5 separate regions of the Mus musculus genome follow, and all the other regions are linked to region 1. A link is a loop called in an ENCODE intact Hi-C map of the cell type or tissue named here. Cell type or tissue: heart. All regions are shown on one strand. Region 1 overlaps Trpc7 (transient receptor potential cation channel, subfamily C, member 7). Region 2 has its middle 6.7 kb from the start of Il9. Region 3 holds the start of Gm22777 (a small nucleolar RNA gene). Region 4 has its middle 8.8 kb from the start of Spock1. Region 5 has its middle 14 kb from the start of Gm33197.

What was found. Peaks named below come from ENCODE experiments on the same cell type or tissue, not always from the same donor. Only the 100,000 strongest peaks of a DNase experiment are listed, where the experiment ranks them.
Region 2: it touches region 1 in a loop (5-fold over the local background); 5 of 42 quality-filtered maps call a loop at or near these places.
Region 3: it touches region 1 in a loop (3-fold over the local background); 7 of 42 quality-filtered maps call a loop at or near these places.
Region 4: it touches region 1 in a loop (6-fold over the local background); 2 of 42 quality-filtered maps call a loop at or near these places.
Region 5: a loop joins it to region 1, with 8 times the contacts of the local background. A loop is called at or near these places in 35 of 42 quality-filtered maps.

What each region holds. Positions count from the first base shown.
Region 1 is chr13:56,803,911-56,808,910 of GRCm38, forward strand. Trpc7 (transient receptor potential cation channel, subfamily C, member 7) reads right to left here. Exons shown (of 12, transcript NM_012035.3): 7 at 603-867. Among named protein-coding and RNA genes, the nearest start is that of Gm52066, 41 kb to the left of the region's middle. In heart, no CTCF peak of the experiment used is centred here; a DNase peak (open chromatin) is centred at 3,091; H3K4me3 peaks cover 756 bases; H3K27ac peaks cover 682 bases; H3K27me3 peaks cover 393 bases.
Region 2 is chr13:56,473,038-56,478,037 of GRCm38, forward strand. No RefSeq gene overlaps it. Among named protein-coding and RNA genes, the nearest start is that of Il9, 6.7 kb to the right of the region's middle. In heart, a CTCF peak has its summit at 2,482 (motif pointing right); no DNase peak of the experiment used is centred here.
Region 3 is chr13:56,927,940-56,932,939 of GRCm38, forward strand. It overlaps Gm22777 (a small nucleolar RNA gene), which reads right to left and starts at 3,009; the gene lies at 2,881-3,009. In heart, a CTCF peak has its summit at 2,956 (motif pointing left); no DNase peak of the experiment used is centred here.
Region 4 is chr13:57,914,631-57,919,630 of GRCm38, forward strand. No RefSeq gene overlaps it. Among named protein-coding and RNA genes, the nearest start is that of Spock1, 8.8 kb to the left of the region's middle. In heart, no CTCF peak of the experiment used is centred here; no DNase peak of the experiment used is centred here.
Region 5 is chr13:57,257,773-57,262,772 of GRCm38, forward strand. No RefSeq gene overlaps it. Among named protein-coding and RNA genes, the nearest start is that of Gm33197, 14 kb to the left of the region's middle. In heart, a CTCF peak has its summit at 2,341 (motif pointing left); no DNase peak of the experiment used is centred here.

The sequences.
Region 1 (5,000 bases):
GAAGGAAGTATATCACTGGGGGTGGGCTTTGAGAGTCCACAGCCCCACCCTCCTTCTAGTTTTCTCTTTTTCCACTTCCTGTTCGTGGTTGAAGATGTGATGTCTTAGTTTACTGATCCATCTGCCTGAAACCACGTTTCTCCTGCCATTATGGCCGCCCCTCCAACTTGAAACTGTAAACCCAAATAAACCCACTGTTTCTGCCTTAATTTGTTCTTGTTCCTGGTAGCTTATCACAGTAACAGAAAAGCAACGGATCCATCCCCATTTCAAAACTGCAGAAAGGGCTGGGTATGGGTGGCTTATGTTTTTTTAATGTCAGTACTCAGGAGGCAGAGGCAGGTAGATCTCTGAGTTCAAGGCTAACCTCATCTGCATCATCCTTTGCAGGCTAGCCTTAGCTACATAGTGGCAAAGTGGGGGATTTAAGTCCTTTGTTCTTCTAATGTCAGAACCTAAACCTTAAAACAATGAGAGCAAAACTCACACCAACCTCAAGGAGGCCTGAGTTCTGCAATGAACTGCCTGAAGGAGGTCCACAGGGACTCCCCAGATGCCCAGAGATGGCATCTGGGAGGGAGCAGCGTGCAGCGGGTACTCACGTGGTAAACGCTGGGTTGTACTTTGCACCTCGGTAGTAGGAGTACAGGTTGAACATTCCGATCATAAAGGCCACAAATACCATGATAAAAATGACCATGAACTTGAAGATGTCTTTCACAGTTCTTCCCAGGGAGATCTGCAAAGGTCCGAAGCTCTCATTGGCTGGCAGGATGTAGGCGATCCGGGAGAAGCTGAGGACAACCGCAATGGCGTACAGCCCTTCCGAGATGATCTGGGGGTCTGAAGGCCACCACTTATCCCTGGCTGAAAGGAAAGAATCTGTGTTACTTGTGTGTGTGTGTGTGTGTGTGTGTGTGTGTGTGTTACTTGTGTGTGTGTGTGTGTGGGGGGGAACCTGCTCTGGTAGGCATCTTTAAAGACTTGATTTTATTATTTTATGTCTGCATGGGTGCAGTGACCCAAGAAGGGTAGAGGGGCTTCAGAGCCCTTCAAGCAGGAGTTACAAGTGGTTGTGAGCCATCTGAAGGGGTGCTGGAACTTGGTCCTTTTGCAGAGCAGCAAGCGTTCTGTACTGCTGAGCAATCTCTCTGCCCGTTAGGCACAGGTAGCATTCTCGGTTGTCCTCTCTGCCTTTGGGTAATCCTAGCACACGAGATGCCATTCTTTTGGAATGAACTGTCTCTCCTGCTCAGAACTTAACTTCAGATCTGACTCATTCCCAGCCATCCTTCATGATTCAGTTTAGGAGTGATCTCTTTCCAGAAGCTGCCCTTAACTCCAGCAGTCTGGGTGGGGTTCCTGGTCTCCCGTGAGCTCCTGTGGTGTCCCGTGTATATCCATTCTGACAAAGGCTGCAGGGCTAACCATCACATTCCCCTCCTCCATGCACAGGAGCTGAGCCCCACACTGGGGAAGCATGAGGAGGCAGTAGAGACCAGCATGGGCTGGACTCAGTCAACTGGGTTTTCTGAGCCACACTGTCCCTGTGTGTGATCACGGCAGACAATCTCACTAGCCTTGAATGACTTTGACTGTTAAGCCACACATGCCAAGAGCTTGGGGCAGGGTCTGTGCAGAGCAGGCACGGATAAATGCCTGTGAAGTGGCTGAACAGACTTCGAACCACATGTTCAGATAGCCACAAGCCAGAACAAATCAGTTTCCGGGGACCAGGAATCTGAAGGGTCTGCCTGTGAACATAATCTTGCTCTGTCCCTCCCTTCACCCCAAAAGTATATGCTGGCAGCCTTTCTCACTGACTGAGTGAGGGTCTCAAAGGGGGTGACCAGCCACACAGCCTTGCCACAGCACTATTGGAGGGACAATGTTGGTGTTTACTGGTGAGTCCTGTGGCCCGAGCTGCCTTACAAGAATCGCTATAGCTGAGTGAGCCTCTACTGGGCCTTACCACAGGCCTACTGTCTAAGGAACAGCACTCAGCCTGGCTCCTAGGTGTCAGGACAAACAGTACGTCTCAGGCGAGGGCCGTTACCTCCCTCCTGGACAGTGCTGGTGCCTGCTTCTCAGTGTCTGGGCAAGAGTACTCCCCAGATGCTGAACATCCTCTATCGCCCCAGACTGCACCACGCGGTACAAACTGCCCTGCTGACAAAGCCAGCAGCATCCCCGTTGAGAACTGCTGAACGAAGCTTAAATGAAAAACATTGAGAAACTTAAATTAGCCCGCACACTAAATTAGCTGTGATTTTCACAACAGCCCCGTAGAGCAGGCATTACTGTTGCCATTTTAAAGATTGGATTTGGGGGTATGGGGCCCTTTTCTGAGCCAGTAAGTGCAAATAGAGAGCCTATTACAAGGCGATTCTTGGCACCCCACGGGAGATGGAGGGGGGAAGGAACTTTATTCTTTATTTTCAAAGCTAGGCTCTCTGTTAAATTAATTATAATAGAGAGAAACCTTTAGTAAGGGAAGCTGTGCCGACAGTTTAATGTAGCGCATTCCAAATTACATTTGGAATGCAATAACACAGATTTTAAGTTCTTACCAAAGTCAGAATTCAGAAACCCATGAAAGACAAAGTATGTATTTTCTAAAATACCTGCTGCTCTCTATGGATAAATAACACATACATTTCACATGAAATCATGAAATGTTTCTATTAAACAGGCACTAAAATGAGTTCCTGTCTTAATGTCACCTACAATTCTCCACCTTCCATCTCAGCTGTAACAGAAAAAGCTGCTCCGAGGTAGCTGTAGTTTCTGGAACTATGTTCCTGGAGGCCGAGGTTGGACTTCCGGTGCAGATGACTCTGCCTGAACCAGCTTGTCACAGCTGGGTGGGCATAAAACAAACGGCACTGCGTGATTCACACAAAGGGATGTTCATCTTGGAGCTGTTTCCATCAGAAAAGAAGTCTTTTCACACAACCTGAACCCACCTCTCTTCCAGCCTACGTTTTTGATACTGAACTGGTTGCACGGCTCGCCGGCAAGGCTCGCCACAAGAGGGCGCTCGGCCCCCATAGCTGGAGCTCATGCGCGCAGCAAGAGCTCCGGAACATTTCCAAGCGCCCAAGGTGAACCGGAAAAGGCAAGGACAGTATTGTGCTGTGGGCTGAGCTGGGACCGAATACAACTCACAGGGGAATAGAAGTCAACATAGAACAATGCTGCAGCCTGCATCGTGACATTAAGGAGAGTGCGCCCATCTTTCCACGAGACGCCAAAGCAGCATAGACCGGAAAACATACATGATTCAAGAAAACCCTGCATTTGTTAGCCAGCAAATGTTGGGAGCAAGGGGCAGGAAGCAGTGGTTGTGACAGGAGCTTGCTCATCTTTTACCACATTTGCGTTACGTGGACAGTTCGCTAAAGGTCATGGCCGTACCCCGCCATTCTGTGGTTAGAAGGGCCATTTGTTTTTATCTACCAGGAGGGACATTTGACATTCAACCCCTTTAAAATATGTGACAGTAATTAATACTTACTAAGCAGCAATCACCTCCGCCCCCTACCCCTAATCCCCCACTACCTCCACCCCTTCCACTTCGACCTCCATCCCCCTACCCCCAACTCCTCCACTACCTCTACCACCCCCCTCCACCCCATCCTTACCCCACCTCCTCCACCACCACCTCCACTACCACCTCCACCCCACCCCTAATTCCCAAACCTCCTCCCTCCTCCCCTCCCCTGCTCCCCCCCCCAAAATCTCCAAGCCTTCCCTCCTCACCCTGTTATCATTCTCTTTTACAACACGGGAGTACAGTGAATGAGGTTTTTAAAAAAAGAGGTAGTATTGATAATAACTGTTACCACCTAGTGAACTTTTACTATGATCATGGATAATGCACACATCTTCAATCTGCATCATTTTTATTTAACCCAAAACAAACCTTTTGACTTAAGAGTTTTTTTTTAAAAAACAAAACAAAAAAATGACTTAAGAGATTTTAATCCTCATCTTACACATGAGAAGTGGACACACAAAAGTTAACTAAACAAAAATAGAAAGTAAAGTATGGAGCTAGACTTGACTCCAGATCTCTCTAATTTTAAAGGTTTGGAACAAAATTAGCTAACTGGGGGCTGCAGAGATGGCTTGGTGGTTAAGAGCGCTGCTCTTCCAGAGGCCCCAGGTTCAATTCCCAGCCTTCACATGATGGCTCTGAACCTCTGCTAGGACCAGGTATGCATGTGGGTGCACAGACGTACATGTATGTAAACAGCCATACACAAAAATAAAAGAAAAATATAGGCTATGATTTTTCAATTAATTGAGGGCCAGGATTTTCTCTTATATAAAATAATATTGTGCTTCTGGTAACATCATAAGAGCCCTACTGGGGTAGGCTAGAGAGACAGACAAAGGAAGACAGAAAAAAGACAAAGGAAGGTAAAAGACCCCTTCCCTGTGGGGTCTAGTTAAACTCTGAGTCAAGAACCCCAGAACAATTAGCACAGGAGGAATGCCAACAGACGGCCATACGCCCGGAATCTGGTAGAAGGGACTGTGGGGAACACACATGACTTGACTCATTGGTATATCAAAAGACCTCCTGGACTTCTAGAACACTGTCAGTGCAGGCACTAAGATCAACCACAAATCAAAGGGACCTCACAGAGCTGAAAGCTTCCATATGGGAAAGGACACCATCATTTGGTCAAAGCAGGAAACTGCAGAGTGGGAAAATATCTTTACCAACTATGGATCTGATGGAGGGTTAATATCTACAATATATAAAGAACTCTAAGCAACCGGACATTAAAAAAACAAACATCCCAGTTAAAAATGGGGTACCTGACTATGTGGGGAGTTCTCAAAATAAGAAACACAAATGGCTGGGGACACCTAAACAAACAGCCAACATTTGCATCAGGGAAATGCAAATCAGAACCTCTCTGAGATTCCATTTCACACCTGTCAGAATGGCGAAAATCAATAAAATGAATGAGCCCTCACCCCTACCT
Region 2 (5,000 bases), 330 kb before region 1:
GAGATGGCACCTTCCTTCCTGTCCATCCCTAGTTCTGTGTCCTTCCATGCTACTCATAGCAGAGCCGTGAAGCTCAGTGGTCAGCCCTGTATGGGGTAGTTCGTTGTCATGGGGATGGCTTGAGGAAGAGGGTCCCAGTCACTCATAAACCATCCTTAGGTTTCCTCATGAGTCCTGTGTTATCAGTCCATGCCCTTTCAGGATCCTGGTAGCAGATCCCTTCCTAGAACGGAGCTGTGCTATACTCTGCCCTGATGTGTATCCTCTAAACCTGGGAGCTTGCTTTCTGTTTACAAGGAGCTTCATAACCAAAGAAAGGAGATGCGCTCTTCCCGTGACCCCTTGTTTGAACATTTACAAGCAATCCCACACAGCCTTCCTGACTGACTGCAGCACGTGGTGATCACTACCGCATCTCTGTGGCATGAGAGCCATCTCCGGGTGGGTTGTCCAAGCCTAGATCCTGCTGGCTGAAAAAAGAGAACTCGTTATGTGGCCCCTCTCCTCTCAGGGCTACTGTAATCTGAACAGACCTCATCCCGAGGCAGATGCTGACAACACCTGTAGAACCAGCAAGAACAAATTACTGGAGAGTAGGAAGACCCAGCCATCTCTGCCCAGTGCCAGGTGGGCCACAGCCATCATCCTGAGCTTGGACTCCCTCCCTCCATGATTGCAGACTGTTTCTCTCCCCAGTCTAATGATGGAAGGAAGCAGCAGACCATGGACCAGGCAGCCACCATCTCTTTCAGCTCTGGATTAGCACCTGAGAAAAACAGGCAAGACATTCTGTGCCCACGGATGATGAAAACCCAGCATAGACTTGCGCTCCCAAATAAAAGCACCGTAAGCCCCTTGGGTTGTTTCTGTGTGACATGCAGAGCTCTCTCCCTGGCTTCTGAGAGATCTTGGTCACCTTCCTCTCTATCCAGTTTAGGTCTGTGGAGATGTTGCCATCCCAGAGAGAAACCAGTGTGTGTCATTTTCTTCCCGGTCCTCGAGATTGAGAGGGAGGGCTCGGTGTCTAGAAAAGAACATATAGGATAGGAATATCCAAAGATTCTCTCCCAAGCCTGAGCAGTGTCATGTGATGGTGTCGTTGCGTGGCAGGTGACAGCCAGAGCTTGCAGGGGTGGGTGTTCTGTGGACATGACTTTTATGTGGAAATCATAATAAAAGGCACAGTCTGCTTTCCAGTGTGACGTCGTGCATCTGTCTTACCTCCTTTGGGAACCACCTAGGAGGTAGCACTGCTATTGTGTGGCATGCGTCCACATGTGTGCTTGCAGCAGCCACACCTACCGCACCCCCCAAACCCCTCTCAGCACACACGGCTGGATGTGGCTTCAGAGTCCTGCCCAACACTGTCACCTGGGCAGCCACCACCAGCCACGCAGAAATGTGGTCCAGGGTGATCTTATACCCCAGTGAGGAACTGTCCTCACAGCCATGTAAACAAGCCTTTAAGATCTTCCTTGGGGGCTGGAGAGATGACTCAGTGGTTAAGAGCACCATCTGCTCTTCCAGAGGTCCTGAGTTCGATTCCCAGCAACCACATCGTGGCTCACAACCATCTGTAATGAAATCTGACGCCCTCTTCTGCTGTGTCTGAAGATAGCGACAGTGTACTCCCATACATAAAAGAAATAAATCTTTTTAAAAAAAGATTTTCCTTGGTTTGCCCCAAGGAAGAGGTAGTAGGGGGATCCACCACCTCTATGTGATCTAGACCGAGCACCAAATCACAGCTGCCTCCCCCACCCCACCCCACCCCAGAGGCTGACATAGCCACTCTCCCCTGTGTAGATCACAGGTGTTTCCTCACAGTGCTCTCTCCACATCCATCCTCCACAGCTCTTGGAGTTCAAAGCCCCCTCCCCTGGGCAGCTCTGAACCCAAGGCTATGGAGCCCCTGGTGACTTAGTCATCACACGTGTGTTGAGCACCTGCTGTGTTGCAGGCACTGTCTCCAGGGGTAAGAGCGGAGGAGCCCCAGCAGAGTTTTCATTCTAGTTTACTAGACTCTAACAGGAAGAGGCTGGCTTCATTCCCACCACAGCACCACGGGCAGGTACTGAGGGTGCTGGCAAGGAGATGCTCCTGGTGTGTTACAGGATGCCGAGATGGACCCAGAGTACTTCCTCTATCCCATTCCAGGATATGTCGTGTAGGCGTGCCCTGGTGCCTGCCTTGGCTGCACAGTTGGGTTGGAAGAGTGGTGTGTTCAGAGGCCAGTCAGGATCTCCCACTGTGTGCTCCTAGATAGGCAGAGAGTTTACTCCTCTGTAGTGAATGCATAGAAGGCAGCTGGAAGCCCTTCTGCTCGTCTGAGACATCGCTTGCTGTACAGTCCTTGCGAGATCCCATGTGCACATGAGAAAACAGGAGTGGAGAGGAAGGCAGTATCTTAGAGTCATAAGAAGTTAGATTTTGGTCTTGTGGGACACTGTCTCTCAAAAGCCTGTTTGGCTGATATGCCATAGAATCACCACTTGATGGCAGCAGACATCAACTAAATCCCAAGGCTGTCTGCTAGCTGGTGACCTGTAGAGCATGGGTCCTGGGCACTTCCCTCCCTGTCTCACTGTTCGCCTTGCCCCAGGGTGCTGTCCTTTCCTTGGGTTCCAGCCTCAATGCCTATCTGCATAATCTCCACATGTTCTGCCCACGTGGGCTTCTCTTTTCCTCATCTATAAAAAAACAAACAAACAAAAACAAAAACAAAAGCCAGTCTTCCTCCGCGATTCGGGGCTGCTCAGCTTTCTGCTCGGAGGTTGACAAAGGGTGGATGATGTATCTGTGTACCCTGGGCCTGGTCTGTGTGAAACCCCGAGAGCCCCAGCTGCCCCTTGGTGTCTTCATAAGCATGCTTTGGAGTGGGGTAGATGTAAATACTGAGTCGGTCTTCGAATGCTCAGGACACAGGACAGGTTATTGGTCTGGGTTCTAACTCCCAGAATCCTTTGTGCTAAACTGTTGTCAAAGAAGATTCCAGAAGCATGTGATTCAGTTGTGACATTCAGGGAGCTGTATACCCAGAGAAGCGTGACTTCTGGCCACTGGCCGAGCATAGAGAGGGCTCACTGGGCTTGGTTTCCCTGAGCATGGAGGGGGCCCCTCTGGGTTAGGTAACCCAAGTCCTAAGAACGGTGTTCACGGTCTCATAGCACGCCATCTTTCCTGCACCTGCATGCTTACTATGGTTGTGGAGTCATCGAACCGCGTCCTTGGGTGCGTGGATGCAACTTGTTTTTATTTTCTACCTAAATTTAACTGTCCTCCTCCTCCCCCCAGCTGGCCTCACTTCTCCCACCCCCACCCCACTAAGCCCCATTCTATCCAATACCCAGGAGTGGGTCTGGGGTGTGATTTTGCCACTTGTGGGGAAATTTTAGGAATTCCAAGTGAAATGTTCAACTCAAGATGGCTCCCTTTTCCGTTTGGAGGTGACTTTGGATTCTGAGGCTGGGATACAGCCTCAAAGGATACAGCCTCAGGAACCCCAGGTGTGCCCTCCTCATCCCAGGTGTGCCCCCTCCTTACACCAGGTGAGCCCTCCTCACTCCAGGTGTGCCCTTCTCACCCCAGGTGTGCCCTCCTCACTCCAGGTGTGCTCCTTCCTTACTCCAGATGAGCTCTCCTCACTCCAGGTGAGTCCTCTTCACTCCAGGTGAGTCCTCCTCACTCCAGGTGTGCCATCCTCGGACTTTGTCTGCAGGAGTGAATCTTTTTTTTACTCAACTTTACAGACAAGCCAAGGGAAAGCACCAAGCTGGCAGGTGGTTTTGATGTGGCAGCAAGCCTGGGTTTCTATTGCTCGGCCTCTCCCCCTTGCAGTAGCTGGTGTTGTCTTCTGAGACCATCCCAACCACCAGCATCCGCCTGCCCCTCCCTGCGATCCTGAATGAGTACAGTCAGCACAAACCACAATGAGTAGTCTGACTCAGAAGACCCAGATGCAGGGGAAACCACCCGGGTTGCCATGAAGCCAGCCAGTCAGGGTGCTGCAGAAACCTCTGTTCCTCCTGGAGATGACCCAGAGCCAGAGGGAGCATATGTGAGCCCCAGGCTGGAGTAAAGCTGTCTTGTACACTCAGCTCCTCAATCCCTTAGCGACACCCTGAAACCCAAACAGCTCAGCCAACTCAAGGTTGTTGTGACTCTTTCGGCTGTCAACCTTAACCTATCCGTGTGAACGTTCTTGGGCTTTGAATATTGATGCGTTTAATTACAGAATTTTGCCCCAGGTCCTGTTATGGGTGTTATGTAAGGATTGGCACATGAATTGTGCATTAACTTTTGAAAGGACTAAAGTGGGTGAAATCTGAACCCTTTCTGACCTTTGCTTGCTGGATAAGTGAGTCTGCCCTGGGGCTGCGGTGAACCCATCTGACCCTCAGGCTGTCAGAGGAAGTAGTGTAGAAATCTCACACAGATAGGAGAGCGACAGAACGGGGTGGGCAGAGAGAGGGGTTGGCAAGCAGAACCAGCTGGAAGTGGCTCTCTGCTTTTCAGTTTCCACCAGCTGAAGGCTCTTGGGAACGTCTCCAACCTGGAAAGCTTCGACTCTCATGCTTATAAAGAAGAAATGCCAGTGTCTACTTCCTGCCAGTCCCGAGTTCTGCCTCCTGGTACAAACAGAAACAGTGCAGAATGTGAAGTGTTTGATCTGATGATTATTGTAAATGAGTGGCACTCCCTCAGCATCTCCTGTCTATCACACATTGAGTGATAAGTTTGGAAGGATTTGCCTCATTTTTGGGGGTGGGGGTGGGGGGCAGGAACCACAGACCAGAGTTAGGCACAACACAGACTCAGACACCCTCCTTATTCAATGCCCTGTGTAGAGGCATTGAATAATAGTTCTGGAACCTTCATGCATGAAGACAGAACCCAGGTTCTGTTCCCCCTCACACCTCTGTATCAGCAGGTAGAAGGGGAGAGGACCATTTTCTCTGCCAAAGATCCTATCCTTGACCTTGTGTCTGCCAGTGTATCAG
Region 3 (5,000 bases), 120 kb after region 1:
CACTTTGTTTATATGGATTACATTCCTTGACTTCTTTTTCACATCGAACCATCCCTACATCCCTGTTAGATTATGGTGGATGGCCATTTTGATGTGTTCTTGGATTCAGTTTGTGGCTATTTTGTTGGGTATTTTTTGCATCCTTGTTCACAGGAGAAATTGATCTGTAATTCCCTTTCTTTGTTGGGTCTTTATGTGATTTGGGTAACAGGGTTTCTGCACTAAAACCATCTGGCCCTCGACTTCTTTTGATTGAGATACTTTTAATGAGTACCTCTATTTCAGTAGGGGTTGTAGGTTTATTTAAATCGCTTATCTGCTTTGGGTAAGTGGTACCTACCAAGAAAAATTACCCATTTCTTTTCGACTTTGCAATTTGGTGGAGTACAGGACTTTAAAGTATGTCCTTAGGATTCTCTGGATTTCCTTGGTGCCTGCTGTTATGTCCCACTTTTGTTTTCTGATTTTGTTAATTTGTATCTCTGCCTTTTAGTTTTGATTTTGTTTGTTTATCCTGTTGGTTTTCTCAAAGAACCAACTCTTTGTTCCACTGCTTCTTTGTTTTGTTCTCTTTGTTTCTATTTTATTGATTCTAGCCCCCGAGTTTGATTATTTCTTGCTCCCTACTTCTCTTGCCTGCTCTTCCTTCCTTTTGCTCTAGAGCTTTCAGGTGTGCTGTTAAGTTGCTACTGTGAGATCTCTCCAGTTTGTTATGTAGGCACTATGAACTTGCTTCTTAGAACAGCTTTCACTGTGTCCTGTAAGTTTGGGTATGCTGTGCATTCATTTTCATTGAATTCTAGAAAGTCTATAATTTCTTTATTTATTTCTATCTTGACCCAGTTCTCAATCAGTAGGGAGTTTTTTCGGTTTCCATGAGTTTTTTGAGCTTTCTATCATTTCTGTTGTTGTTGATATTCAGCTTTAATCCACAGTGGTCTGATAAGATGCAGGGAGTGACTTCAGTTTTCTTTTATCTGTTGAGACTCGCTTTGTCTGAGTATGTGGTCAGTCGGTGCAGAGCAGAAGGCATATTCTTATTCCTTTTGTGTTTGGGTAAAATGTTCTATAAATATCTGTTACATCCATTTGGTTTATGGCATTTGTTAGCTCCAGCATTTAGCTCTTGTTTACTTTTGTCTCAATGACCTGCCTATGGGTGATAATGGGGTATTGAAGTCTCCCACTATCAGAGTGTAAGGGTTAATATGTAATGTAAGCTGTAGTAAATAGTGTTTCTTTTATGACTGTAGATGTCCTGTGTTTGGGGCATAGATATTAAGAGTTCAAATGTCATCTTGGTGGACTTTTTCTTTCATGAACATATAGTGTCCTTCCTTATTTCTTTTGATTGGTTTTGGTTTAAAGTGTATTTTATTAGATATTACAATGGCTACAACAGCTTGATTTTAGGTCCATTTGCTTGGAATATCTTTTTTTTTTAAACCCTTTACCTTGAGGTAGTGTCTATCCTTGATGTTGAGGTATGTTTCTTGGATGCAACAAAAGGATGGATTCTGGTTTTGCATCCATTCTGTTAGTCTGTGTCTTTTTTTTTTTAAATTACTATTCTTTCTTTTGATTTTTTTAAAGCTTTTTATTAGTTCTTTGTGAATTTCACATCATGGACCCCAATCCCACTCATTTCCCCTTCCCTTCATACCTGCCCTCTACCTTTGAAGCTCCCCCACTCAACAGAGGGAAAAAAAAAAACCTTACTGTGAAAAAATGTAGTATGTCACATTATGTCCCAGAGCAAACCCTTTGTCCACACCTCTTTACTTGCAAGTGTTTATTGCAACGACTCTTTGCTCTGGTTTGAGGTCTTTGGCTTCTGCTACTCTATCAGTGCTGGAACCTCAATGGGACTCCTCTCAGATATTCTGTTGTTGCCCTTTGTCATGGAGATCCTGTAGTTTTGCATTTGTGGAACCAGTCCCTTCATGCACTCCAGCAGTTCATCAATGGGGTAGATGTTGGTTGAGCCAATTCAAGGCCTTGGATCTGGGCCTGAGAGGATATGAGCTGGTCAGCCTACTGGCTCTCCAGCTCTCATGCCCTCATGGCTGGCTCACCAGCAACCCTGCAACCAGGGCCATCTCTGTCCTGCTGCTCAGGAAAGATGCAGAGCCAACTCTCCTGAATGTTGCAGCTGGTGAGGAACATGGCCAGTTCTACTCTTATCACCCAGGAGCCAGCTCTCCTGCCTGCCATAGATGACAAAGGATGAAGGAGGGGCAGGGGCAAGTCTCCTGCTCTCATGCCTTCAGGGTCAAATTTCTCATGATTTCCAGGTAGCAGCACACACCCAGAATGTCTGCCTGGCCTTTGGTTGTAATAGATCCTTGCTGTTTCAAGGCCATAGACCCATTTATGAACCCTGATGACAGCACAGGCCAGAGCCTTACCATGGTCCCAGGTGGCATCACTGGCTACTCATATCATGCTGTTCCTCACTACCCGTTTTGCTTCTCTTCATGTGCCCACATCCTTCTGTTTCTCTTTCTCTTCCATTTCTCCACCACTTACTCCTCTTAGTAGTGCCTGGGGTCTCTGAGTGTCTTGGGTCATCTCTGGAGTGGTCTCATGAGTGCTATGCCCTGCTCATGCATTATGGCACTGGGCAAGGGTCAACTTTGCATGGTCTGATATCCCCCTACTCATGGCCTGCATGGCACTGTACTGGTGGTCATCTCAGGCTACATCCTGGTCTGGGCCCCATAGTGCCTATCTGGTGTTCATCTCCAGTTTGATCCTTGCCCAGGGCCCCAGGTCCCAGGTGGGGTTCTTCTAGTCTCTGACTTGCTCCTTGTCCTGACAGCCCATCGGGACCTGCCTGGTGCCAGACTGGTGGTCATCTCAGGTTCGGTCTTTTCAGGGAATATTAGATTACTAATATTCAGATGTTCCTAGACCAGAACACTAAGCATAGACATAGCCTCTCCTCTCTGCCACCTACTGACAAACATGTGACATAGCAGCCAAACATGCAGTGCCTCTCGGGATGTTTTATTATTGGTGAATTCTCTCTCTCTCTCTCTCTCTCTCTCTCTCTCTCTCTCTCTCTCTGTGTGTGTGTGTGTGTGTGTGTTTTACTGGTGAGTTAAGACCATTGATATTGAGAGAGATCAGTGATCAAGGATTGTGGATTCTTGTTATTTTGTTGTTGTTGTTGGTGGTGGTGGTGGTGATGGTGATGGTGGTATGTGTGTGTTTCTCTTCTTTGATTTCAAGGGAGTAGTGTACCTCCCTAAATTGGAATTTTTCTTTTAGCACCTTCTGTAGAGCTGCATTTATAGATATATATTACCTAAATTTGTTGTTTTCATGAAGTATTTTATTTTCTCAATAGATGGTTATTAAAAGTTTTGCTGGATATCATAGTATGGCCTGACATCTGTGGTTTCTTAGAGTCTGCAGCACATCTGTCCAGACTCTTCTGATTGTTAAAGTCTCCATGGAGAAGTCAGGTATAATTTGAAAGGTCTGTGTTTATATGTTACTTGGTCTTTTTTCCCTTTCAGCTTTTAATATTCTCACATTTTTCTTTATGTTTAGTGTTTTGATTATTATGTGCCAAGGGGATTTTTCTTCTGACCTAATCTATCTGGTGTTCTTTATGTTTTTTGTACCTGTATAGGCAACTCCTTCTTTAGGTTAGAAAATTTTTCTTCTAAGGTTTTGTTGAAAATATTTTCTGGGCCTTTGAACTGAGCAGGAGCAGCAGCAGCAGCAGCAGTAGCTGCTGCTGTTGCTGCTGCTGCTCCTCCTCCTTCTCCTCCTCCTCCTCCTCCTCCTCCTCCTCCTCCTCCTTCTTCTTCTTCTTCATATATTGCTCCTAGGTTTGGCATTTTCATATCATTCCAGATTTCCTGGATGTTATGTGTCAGGAGTTTTTAGATTTAACATTTTCTTTGACTGATTGACCCATGTCTTCTATGGTGTCTCCAATGCCTGAGATTCTCTCTTCCATCTCTTGATCAAGCATGCCTTTCATGCCTGTGCCGTTCCTGTTTACATTCCTAAAATTTTCATTTCCAGAATTCCCACAGTTTGGGAACTTATTGGCTTATTGGTTAATTGAGAATGTATTGATTCTATTTCCATTTTCAGGTCTTGACAGGTATATTCGTTTCCTTGTGCTGTTGTGTTCTTCTGGACTTCTATATCACTTTCCTCTTTAAGGATTCCTATCATGTTAATACAGGTGGTTTTAAGTTTTATTTGTTTGTTTATTTTGTTGGTCTGTTTTGTGTTTCATCTATATTGGAATAGTCAGGGCTTGCTTGGTAGGACAGATGGGCTCTAGTGGAGACACATCACCCTGACTGTTACTGATTATGTTTTTATGCTGGTATCCAGGCATCTGGGATTGGTGTGATTATAGGTCTAGGAGCTGAGCCCTGAATTTGTCTTTGTTGGGTGAGTGTTTTGTTCCTTGGTTTCTGTTCCCTTTCTGGGCATTCCCAAGAATGTGACAGTTGTATGTTGCCTAGTAGGAAATTTTCTTTGCACAGATGGCCACTGGGGGTTCCAGGTAAAATGTGTTTCTGGGTACCGGGAGCTGACACTTAGGAATGGGGATAGGTAAAAGTCTGAAGAGTTTACAGCATGGAGGAGGCCAGCATGTCCACTGAGGACCTGCTCCTTTTGTATCTTTGGAACTGGAGGAGTCAGTGAAGAGAGGTCACCCCAGAGGGTCAACTATAGAACTGGCAATGAGACTTGGAGTTGGATCTAGAAGAGCAGAAGGGAGAGAGGGAAACCTATAGGCAACCTACCTACTTCCCTTGTAGGAGTGGTTGGTCTGTGGATCAGCAGGGAGTGCCTGCCAGAGCTGGGGGCTGGGATAAAGCAGCAGGCTGAGAAGGGGACGTTAGAAGGGGAAGCTCTGTGGGATCCACAGGAGATGTGGTCTGGGGAAACAGAGCAGCAAGCACTCTTAACTGCCGAGCCATCTCCTTAGCCCCGAGGTCCACATATTTTACAAAAGACAAATT
Region 4 (5,000 bases), 1.1 Mb after region 1:
CTATGAGCTGCCACCGTGCTCATCTACATCAGTGTCATCTCTCTCTGTGACGTGCTGCTTCCCTCAGACCCCTCAGCTTATCAACAGCATTGTGAGAAGTCATAAGCTTTTACTAACTCATATGCATATGTATATGTATATATGTGTATCTCTCTTTCTGTCTCTCTCTCTCTCAGTGTGTGTGTGTGTGTGTGTGTGTGTGTAGTATGTATGAATGTGCATGTGCACATGTGTGTCTGTTCCTGTGGAGTACATGGCCTACTGTGCAAGGGATCCCGTTGTTTTGGGTGACTGTGTGCAACTTAAGTCTTTAGCAGCTGAGACTCGCAAAGCACAGTAGTGTCAGAGGACTTCAGAGGACTTCAGGGGACTCACACTCCATGAAGATCGTGGAAAAGTAAAACAGGGTTTCGATTTGTACCAGCTGGTTTTGTGTGTCAACTTGACACAGGCTGGAGTTATCACAGAGAAAGGAGCTTCAGTTGGGGAAGTGTCTCCATGAGATCTAGCTCTAAGGCATTTTTTCAGTTGGTGATCAAGGCAGGAGGTCCCATTGTGGGTGGTGCTATCCCTGGTCTGGTAGTCATGGCTTCTATAAGAGGACAAGCTGAACAAGCCAGGGGAAGCACGCCAGTAAGTAACATCCCTCCATGGCCTCTGCATCAGCTCCTGCTTTCTAACCTTCTTGAGTTCCAGTCCCGACTTCCTTTAGTGATGAACTGCAATGTGGAAGTGTAAGCTGAATAAACCCTTTCTTCCCAACGTGCTTCTTGGTCATAATGTTTGTGCAGGAATAGAAACCCTGACTAAGACATGCTTATGGGACAGCCTACCTGGTCCTCTCCCAGGAGTCCTGGGGATCTCTCACCTGTAATAGCGATAGCTCCAGCAAGGTTTCTGTTGAAATGGTGTGAGGTTGCTTTCTCAGCCCACAGTCTCTGTTCCCTCTGGGCAGCTAACAAGGAGGCCAGAGATCCTGGGAAATCCCGGGGTAGGAAAGACCCAGGCTGCTTTGGGGAAGTGAACCTCAGACTCTTTACCTATTAGACCATCAGCTACAAAGTTACTTCTTTGTGTCCTGCCAGCTGCTGCTGTGGACACATCAGGGACTGAGTCAGACAAACCCCATCTTTACCAAGCATATTTCAACAGAGAACTCTCAGTCTGTCTGTGGTGCTGGGGCAAGGTAAAACTTCATCTTGGTTGGACTCTTCTGTGCTGCAGCAGGCTCCCAATAAATTCTAATACCCTTGTTTCTGGAATGTTCTGCCCTCCAATTCCCCAAAGGTTCAAACAGTCACTGTTGGATGTCAGAAGCATGGCCATCTTGGAGAAGCTAAAATAGCATAAATTGTCCGAAACAGCCTGTGTCACGGGGTCACCCAGAGGGTTAAACAAGTGCACATTTGTACAGTCCTTAGAACTGCCTTACACGTAATACAAGCCGTCTGAGAGTTCCCTGCTGGATGCAAAGTCCCTCACCTAAACTCAGGTAGAGGAGGCGCCATCGCCCCCTTCTGAGGTTTGGAGGGGCTAAACATCCTGCTCAATGTTGTAAAAATGTCAGAACTCAAAACAGCATTATCCCTCAGGCCTGGGGTCTATGCCTGGATGCTCCTTCCCCTTACAGGACAACCTGAGATGGGCAATGAAGACATTGTAACTCTGCGGCTGACTAACATGGGAACCTGCTTTTCCTTTTTCCCTCAGAAAAACCATCCAGATCCCTTTTCTTTGTTTCTTTGTATTCATTTCAAGAGGAGAAAGGCAGCCACATCCTCACACCAGCCTCTGTATACATGATCAGGCCCCGAGACAAGAGAGAAGGGCTTCCTTCCTTCTCAGAGTCAATGCCAGATGGCTGCCTTAAGAAGAATAGCAATTTGTATATACACTGGTTCACACATAGGGACTTGGAGACTCCTGGTGCAGAGAGGAGAGAGCCTGGCCAGCTCCTGAGAGACAACATCCTGAAAGAGCCCCAGGTCTACAAGCATCCCAAGACTGAGAGAAACCAAATTCCCTTCTGCACACCCACCATCTCCCTGTGTCTCCACAGTCCACCAGTCCTTGTAGCTTACTGTTCTGTTGAGAGCAGCCATCCATGAGGCGATTTTTCATTATGGTTTTCGTGTTTGTTTCTATGATAATTGGTGGCGCCAGGCATTTTTACGTTCACCGGCTATTTGTATATATTATCTGGAGAAATGTCTGCTTGTGTTTCAAATTACAATTTTGTGGTTGTGTTATAGGAGTTATTTATATATTCAGGAAGGATGTTTCAGGGCAAAATCAGCTAGGATAGCCTTGTAAGACCTGTGGGAAGATACAAATTATCAGCGTGGGGTTCTCACAGAACCTGTTTCTTACTATCCATGGACTCAGACAACTTGAGTTGCCATCCTGCCAGTTCGTTTCTCTCTATGATGGGAATGGTAGCGACATGTCTTCTTCCAGTGACCTTGGGAAACATAGAGAGCTATACAAAGCTCACAGAGCCTTGGAAGCACTGGGCAGGATGCAGGACTGTCCATGCTGTTCTTATTTAATGCTTTTCAAGCTTGTGTGGCAGTCCAGCTCATCCCTGGATGGACAGAGACACGGAGGCCCAGGGGACAGGTTTTAAACCACTTACACAAGTGTCCCTGTTAGTTCGATTTAAGGTCAAAATGTTAGGAGGAACTTGTCTGGTTACACACACGTTCACATAATTTAAAGATGCCTACAACTACGAAAGATATCCTCAGGCAATTTGCAAGTTAAATCTGTACCATTTCACTCAAAGCGTGAAGTGAGAATGGAATTATCCATCCAGGGAGAATTGCAGGGGAGACAGCAGGGGGTCCCTAGAAATTCTCCCAACATCTTCAGTGAGAAAAGACTAGATCCAAGAATTTAGCATCTGCCCAACAAAGGAATATTATGCAGAGAATTAAAATGACGGCTATAAAACCCATGAGACAACACGGGAAAGTGAAGGATAAAATGATCACGTTACAAAAGAGAACTGAATATTCAGAGTTTTGAAAACAAGGGGTGGGGTGAGAAAATCCCTGGGGACTGTGTGGCTGGGTCAGGGCACGATTGGCAGTGATGATGCAGTTTCTGGTGCTGGGTTTGAGTTCTCCTGGCAGCTCCGTAGGAGTGGGTCTGTAGTTTAGATGCTGGTTCTAGATTGAGGATGGGGCACATCTGGAACTCAGATCTATCATTTGGGGCACACTCTGTGAACTTCGAAAGAGCTTGTCCTGATCGGGCCACACTTTTTGTCTGCTAAGTATCCTCAGAATGAAAGGGAACCCCATGCCCCTTGCCAGTGCTGCTTGGGCAATGCTGGCAGCCATTTTGTTACATCTTCTCCACCCTCGTGTCTTTTTTTTTTCCTCTTAGTTTAGACCCACCTTGTTTTTGTTTTTCTCTTACTGTGATTTAAAAAAACAAAACAAAACAAAACAAAACACTCCAATGAAAGCAACTTAAAGGGGATGGGTTTATTTCCATTCATTCGAGGTCCAGTGTCTGTCACTGGAGAGGAAGTCACAGAGTCAGGAGCATTGCATCAGCAGTAAAGCAGAGAGTGGGGGGTGGATGCACCCTGCTGCTCAGTTCCATTATACTGTCCAGGACCCAGCCAGGGAATGGTGCTGGCCACAGTGGACAGATCCTACCATCCTGATTAATATACTCAAGATAATGCCCCTAAAGCCATGCCTAGAGGTCCATCTCATGGGATAACCTAGACCCTGTCAAGTTGACACCAATCACCACACCCCTGAAGTCTAGATTCTGCAGATGATGGAATGCATGAGACGTGTGCGTTGCTGAGTCTGGCTTGTTGCTGAGTCTGGATTAATGGGATAATCTCCAGTTTCATTCATTTGCTTGCAAGTGCCCTAACTTCATTCAGCTTCCTGTCCAATGGTGTACATACATTACATTTTCTCAGTCGGTCCATCTAAGCTGGGCCATGTCTTTCAGCTGCCCCACTTTTGGTTACCATGCAGGGAAGAACTATTTTGAGAGTCAGAAGCCTGGACTCAGTTAAAGCTGTTATCTCCCCTGGTATGCTTGGCTCCGTTTCTTCAGAGGGATAGGAGAGGGCCACGCACTGGTATTCAGAATTCTACTCACTATACAGGTCCGCCGTATACTCTGCTTCCACACTGAAAGCTCTATGTGCCTTGAGTCAACTCAAACAAATTGATGGGAGAAAGAATACATCAATGTGAAAACAGCCAAATGCCCCAAAAAGGTAACTTACCAAAGAAATATAAATGGCCAAACTATAAATGTGACAGTTGCCTAGCAACTGCAATAAACAATTAAAACAATAAGTAATCTATCAAGTTTTCAGAGTTTAGAAAGTCCTAATGCCCTGGCTGACAACACGAAGAAGAGATGTTCTCCCGTGCTGCCCGTGGGCTTCCTCGGTACAACCCAGCAAGAGCTCAGATTCTTGACAGTTTCATTAAGAGCCATAAAATGTTTGTAACCTTTGGCTTTGTGATTTCTCCCTATAGGAATGTAACCTAAAATGCAATTAAGAATTTTTACAAAGCTCGATCAGCAATAGAAACCGCCTAAATGTCTGGAAGCTGCAGACTGGCTCGATAAATTCCAGCTCTATGATACCATGTAGCCGTCGGAAGTCACTCTGCTCAGGGAAATGATGTTTGTCGAATAGAAATGACGGATCAGTATTATCTTAAGTTGGCTCTCTAGAGGCAGAGCCTGACACAGAGATTCATGAGGAAGTGGCCCAGTGACAGCATGCTCTGAGGAAAGCAGGGAAGTAGGTACGGGAGAAGAAAAGCATGCAGAGACCGGAACACTGTGTCACACGCTTATAATCCCAACAGTGGGAAAGCTGAGACAAGAGGATCAGAGTTCAAGACCATACTCGATTATACAATGAGATCCTACGCCAAACGCCAAATCCCCTTTCCCAGTAAAAACAGAGTTATGACTGCTTTCTGGTTACCTTTGGCTCCTTAGGCTAG
Region 5 (5,000 bases), 450 kb after region 1:
GTCTTTGTACCCCAGTAGCTCCCTGCCAGGACAGGATGTCTCTAATGGCTAGTCAGGTGAAAGGAAGCAAGCACAGGTAAGGGCCACCGAGCACCTGTGGGGTGGCTGGGATTGGTGTTGGAGCAGAGACAGGATATGGCAGGGAGAGCCATGCAGGATCAATTAAGCAGAAGTGAGCAGAGGAGAGGGCTGTGCTTAGCAGGATGAGGAAGGGGCAGAGGTGAGCCTTGGAGGAAGGAGCAGAGGCAGAGGGGTGCAGGCCCAGGCCAGGGTGGCTTCCTTCTCTGACACAGAGCTTACCGGGCACAGGGCAGGAACACTGCAATAGCTCCTTCTTGGAGCTGGAGATAGAGCCACTGTAGTCTTAAATCAGTGCTCATTGCAGTTGTCAATCAAAGGCTGCTTCCCTGTGTGACTTTCCAGAGAAAAGAAACCTCGCTGATCCAGCCATCAGGGCCACACCTGGTGTTTTCTAAGGCCTGCTTGAGGTCCTCAAATCCTGCAAATCCTGTCAAAGCTTCTGGTAACGCTGACCAGTCAGGCGATTTTTGAACACAGTGGGAAGATTGGCCCTTCCCCACCTCTAGTCGAGTTTAGGCTTCAGGAACTAGAAGAATATCAGTGTACTCTCCCTACATCAATCTTTACTCCCTGACCAAGTCTAGAAGTTTTTCTGAGGTTACCAGTAGTGACATTTCTGTACGATGATTAACGTTTTCCTGGAGAGATAACCACAAACTGAGGCAAGCGTAGAGAATAGGTTTATAGCGTAGGACTCCACTTGGTATGGGCTGTGTACCAAACCCTTTGAATAACACACTTGGCAGCTAGAGATCCTTTCCTCTACTTACTATGCACACATACCCCCTCCAAACAACACACCTAGCTACCTGTTGGTACCTAGGGCCACCTCTTGCATTGAGCCACCTGCATACCACACTGGAGAACACAGTAGAGTTCTCTTCCCCTTACCAACCACCAAACAGATGAGTCTGTTCATTTGTACTCAGATAATACCAGGTACAAGAGTGAAAAGGACAAACAAATTGAACTGGTTTGGGGTCTATATAAGGCAAACTGTGCCTTCAAACTTCTAGAAAGGGTTCCCTACTTATCATCTTATGCTTCTGAATAATTGATCATGCATATAAAATAGATGCATTATGGGAAGAGACATGTAGAGTGAAAAAATGGTTATATAACCTGTCAATCAAAAAAAAAACCCCCCACCCAAATCTTAACTTTAAATGATAACTTTAGCAATGAGCTCTCCTTTCCTCAGTCCCCATTTGAAACAGCTCCAATCAATATCCTGGGCCCTCAAGTGTAGTCAGTCTCCTGGTTTCTGTAGATCGTAACACTGTATCCCCCTAATCTGTACTGTTGTTTTTCTGTGATTAGAATATTCTTGCTACTTTGTAATCAGTGCAGTCTACTCTTATTTAAAAAGACAGGAGAACTGGAAACCTCAGGCCTAGTGTTGTTGGGAACAAAGGTCCTCTTCACCCCAGATAAAGCACGGATGAAGCCGGACCAGAGCAGTGAACCATTGCACCCCAGTCTAGATTTGTGGGCCAGCTTGCTTGGGTTACTCACAGAAGCATGGGTGATAGGCAGATGCCTCACTGGAAACCCCAGAGGAGTATGGGTAGCAATTCTGGAAAGCTACATCATTGGCATCTCTGATGCACCTTGCAGGAGATCCCACCGCACCCACCCCACGCCCAGCCTTTGTTAACTGTTTACATAAGGTCAGTGAGAGGCCTCGTGACTTTCTGGTGAGTCTCCCGAAACTCCTCAGTCCCTCCAAGAAGAAAGCCGCAGCTCCCTTTATCACCAAGGGAGGCAGACAGCTGTCAGCTCAGAGCAGGGATGGACCAGAACCTGAAGATGCTAGGAGGGGGGCGGGGCATCATGGGACAGGCCTGTCTGTCAGGCTTCCTTGGAGCTGTGGGGGCGATTAGATGCTTGTGGAGCCAAGCTTGATTAGACCAATGGATTCCTTGGCTGTGGGACGTTTTTCTTAAACTCCCACCACCCTAAACCATGTGGCATGGGATTCCTTTTCTATTATTCTAGCTAGGATGTGTGCAGGATTGTATGCGTATAGAAAAGGCTTTTCCTTCATTAGCAGCAGTGGAACTTTCCAGGCCTCTCTGAGGTGATTAGAGGCATATCCACAAGCGTGGAGACTTTAGAAAGCTTGACTCTGGGTAGCATCTTTTCCTGCTTGCTCAGCCTTGGGAACCTGGAGAATAGCTTTATCCTGGGTCATCTACCCTGGCTGATGTGAATTTCCTGCCTAGCCTCAGTTCCAGTTTGGTCCTTTACTGCCCTCTGGCGGCCAACTGGGTTCATTGCCTGTGGATTTGATGCTTCCCTTTCCCCTTGAGTGACAGACACTCAGATGGATGGCTACAGTGTTGCATCAGGGAGAGTCCACGATGGTTTATGCACAAAGAACACATCGCCCCCCACCCCCACCCCAGCAAATGTCTGGAACTTCGATAGGACTATATACCCTCGTATCCTGTGCTTTTCCCTGATACACACATTACTCTGGCAATGATACAGTCTAGGGCTCTTGATTAAGTTTGTTTTCCCTACCAACCAGTTAAGGAATCAAAAGGCAGAACAATCTCAGGCAGCTCAGGTAGCAGTGGCGAGATCTCAGACACCTCAGACAGGGACAGGCAGATCAGCAGCTGAAGAGGCATGGGGGGAGGGGGGGCGTGGGAGGGCTGTGTGAGAGAGATGAAACACACATGTACAGCAGACAAGCAGAGAAAAAGATCCTTTGCAAAGCAGAGGGGACTCGGAAAGCTGGAAATCCACTGGGGGTTTTAAAGTCTCTGGTTCTCCCCTAACTTAAGTCGGCTGCCTAGAAGGAGGGGTGATTGACTGGGTGGTCTGCAGTTGCTGTGTAACCTGTCCTTGATCTCGTCAATCCAGTTCACCATGGATGGGGGGGCTGCTTGGGGGGGGGGCAAAACCTTTCTACAAGACCTTTGTTTTAAGCTGCCAGGCTTTTGTCTCAAGTCAAGAGGGTGAGGAAGGAAGAGGTGGTCATCTTAGTAAGTCACCTTTATTACTTAGCAATGGCTACTCTCCCTATCTGTCTACCTACCAGGGTTTCTATCTAATTCCTGGTCTCTCAATAGTTTATACATTAGGCACCGTAAGAGAGTAACAACACCAATCTTTTTTGTTGGTTTGTTTGTTTGTTTTGGGGGGGGGTTGTTTTTTTTTGTTTGTTTGTTTGGTTGGTATTTTTTTTTTTTTTTGAGACAGGGTTTCTCTGTGTAGCCCTGGCTGTCCTGGAACTCACTCTGTAGACTATGCTGGCCTCGAACTCAGAAATCCGCCTGACTCTGCCTCTCAGGGCTGGGATTAAAGGCGTGTGCCACCACGCCCGGCTTTTTAAAAATTTATTTTATGTATGTGAGTATACAGTTGCTCTCTTCAGACATACCAGAAGAGGGCATTGGATCCTATTACAGATGGTTGTGAGCCACCATGTGGTTGCTGGGAACTGAACTCAGGACCTCTGGAAGAGCAGTCTCTGGAAGTGCTTTTAACCACTGAGCCATCTCTCCAGCACAACACTAATCCTTGACAAAACAGAACAATGTTTACAACATACCCAAAGTATGGCAGTAGACTTGACACCTAAGACAGCTGTGCGGATAGAGGCAGAGAAGTCTCACTTCTCCCTGGCCCTAGCTGCTACATACTGGGTATAAGTCATGGCTTTGCTTTGCTCTGGAAGGACCCCGTGTGTAAACTGTAGAGTTGGTTCTATACTTTTACTTTTATGCATGTTTGTTTTAATTTGCTCTTTGCATTCTGCAAGCACATGACTTAGAATCTGTTGATGAGGACTGGAGAGACGATTCTGTGGTTAAGCGTGCAGATTGCTCATGGAGAAAGCACTGGAGTTTGGTTCCCAGCATGCACCTGGATCCATTCACAGCCACTTGTACGTCCTGCTCCAGAGGATCTGACATAGCTCCTGGGCTCTGCAGGAATCACACCCAAGTGCCCAAGTACACACATCATACACACATGCACACACAAGCATACACATAATTAAAAAGGAAAACATTATGTCTGAAAAGAAAGTCTGGGGCTGCAGGCGTGGCTCTTTGGAGTATTGCCTTGTGAATATTGCCTTGTGACTTACTGAAGATTCACAACTCCTATCTAATAGCAGTTGTTAGCTATATAGGCCTACAGGACTGCTAAACAGTGGGCTTCCAGCAAGGCTTTGGGCAGAGTGCCATGAATCACGTACCCCCTTGACCTTTGATTGCTCCATCAATAAAAAAACCAAAGTGTGGCATCATGTAGCGGCACCTTGGGCGGGTGGGCAGTGCCCCATGGGTACACTGTGTCTACGCTTGGGTTGTCTTCCCAGCAGGAGCCCAGGCACAGCCAGGGCTGACGCAGAGCAGAGGAGCCACACAGGAAGACAGGGTCTTCTACTAGGAACTTACTAACCTATGCCGCGGTGGCTTAGCTGACAAGGGCAACGGCCCAAGCTAATGGCAGAAAAGGACCCATGGATAAAACAGTGGTGTGAAAACCCGAATTTCTACACTTACTTGTGCTCATGGTGTGAATCCCACAGCCTCGGGGTGTAGTACTTGAGTCTTCTTTGGGTTAGCATGAGAACTGGTCTAAATGTAGCCTTGCAAAGGCACCTTGAAGATGTGTCAGTCCCATCGAGGTTAGGCGTGGTCGTGGGGAAGGGCAGCCAATGGTGGGACCACTGTGGTGTCTTCTTAGTCATTTCCCTTCTTTGTCTTTGAACCTTGGTTTTTCTCATTTCTGAAAGAGAACAGTTATATGAATCTCTCCCAAGACCCCTGGAGTCTTAACAACCACAGCAGGTGGTCAGAGATCTGAGGGGTAGCACAGTCGGGGCTCAGTGAGTGAACGATCTTCTGCTCCCCACCATCCAAGTGCTTCTGTGTGTGCATTACTCCTGGCCCCACCTC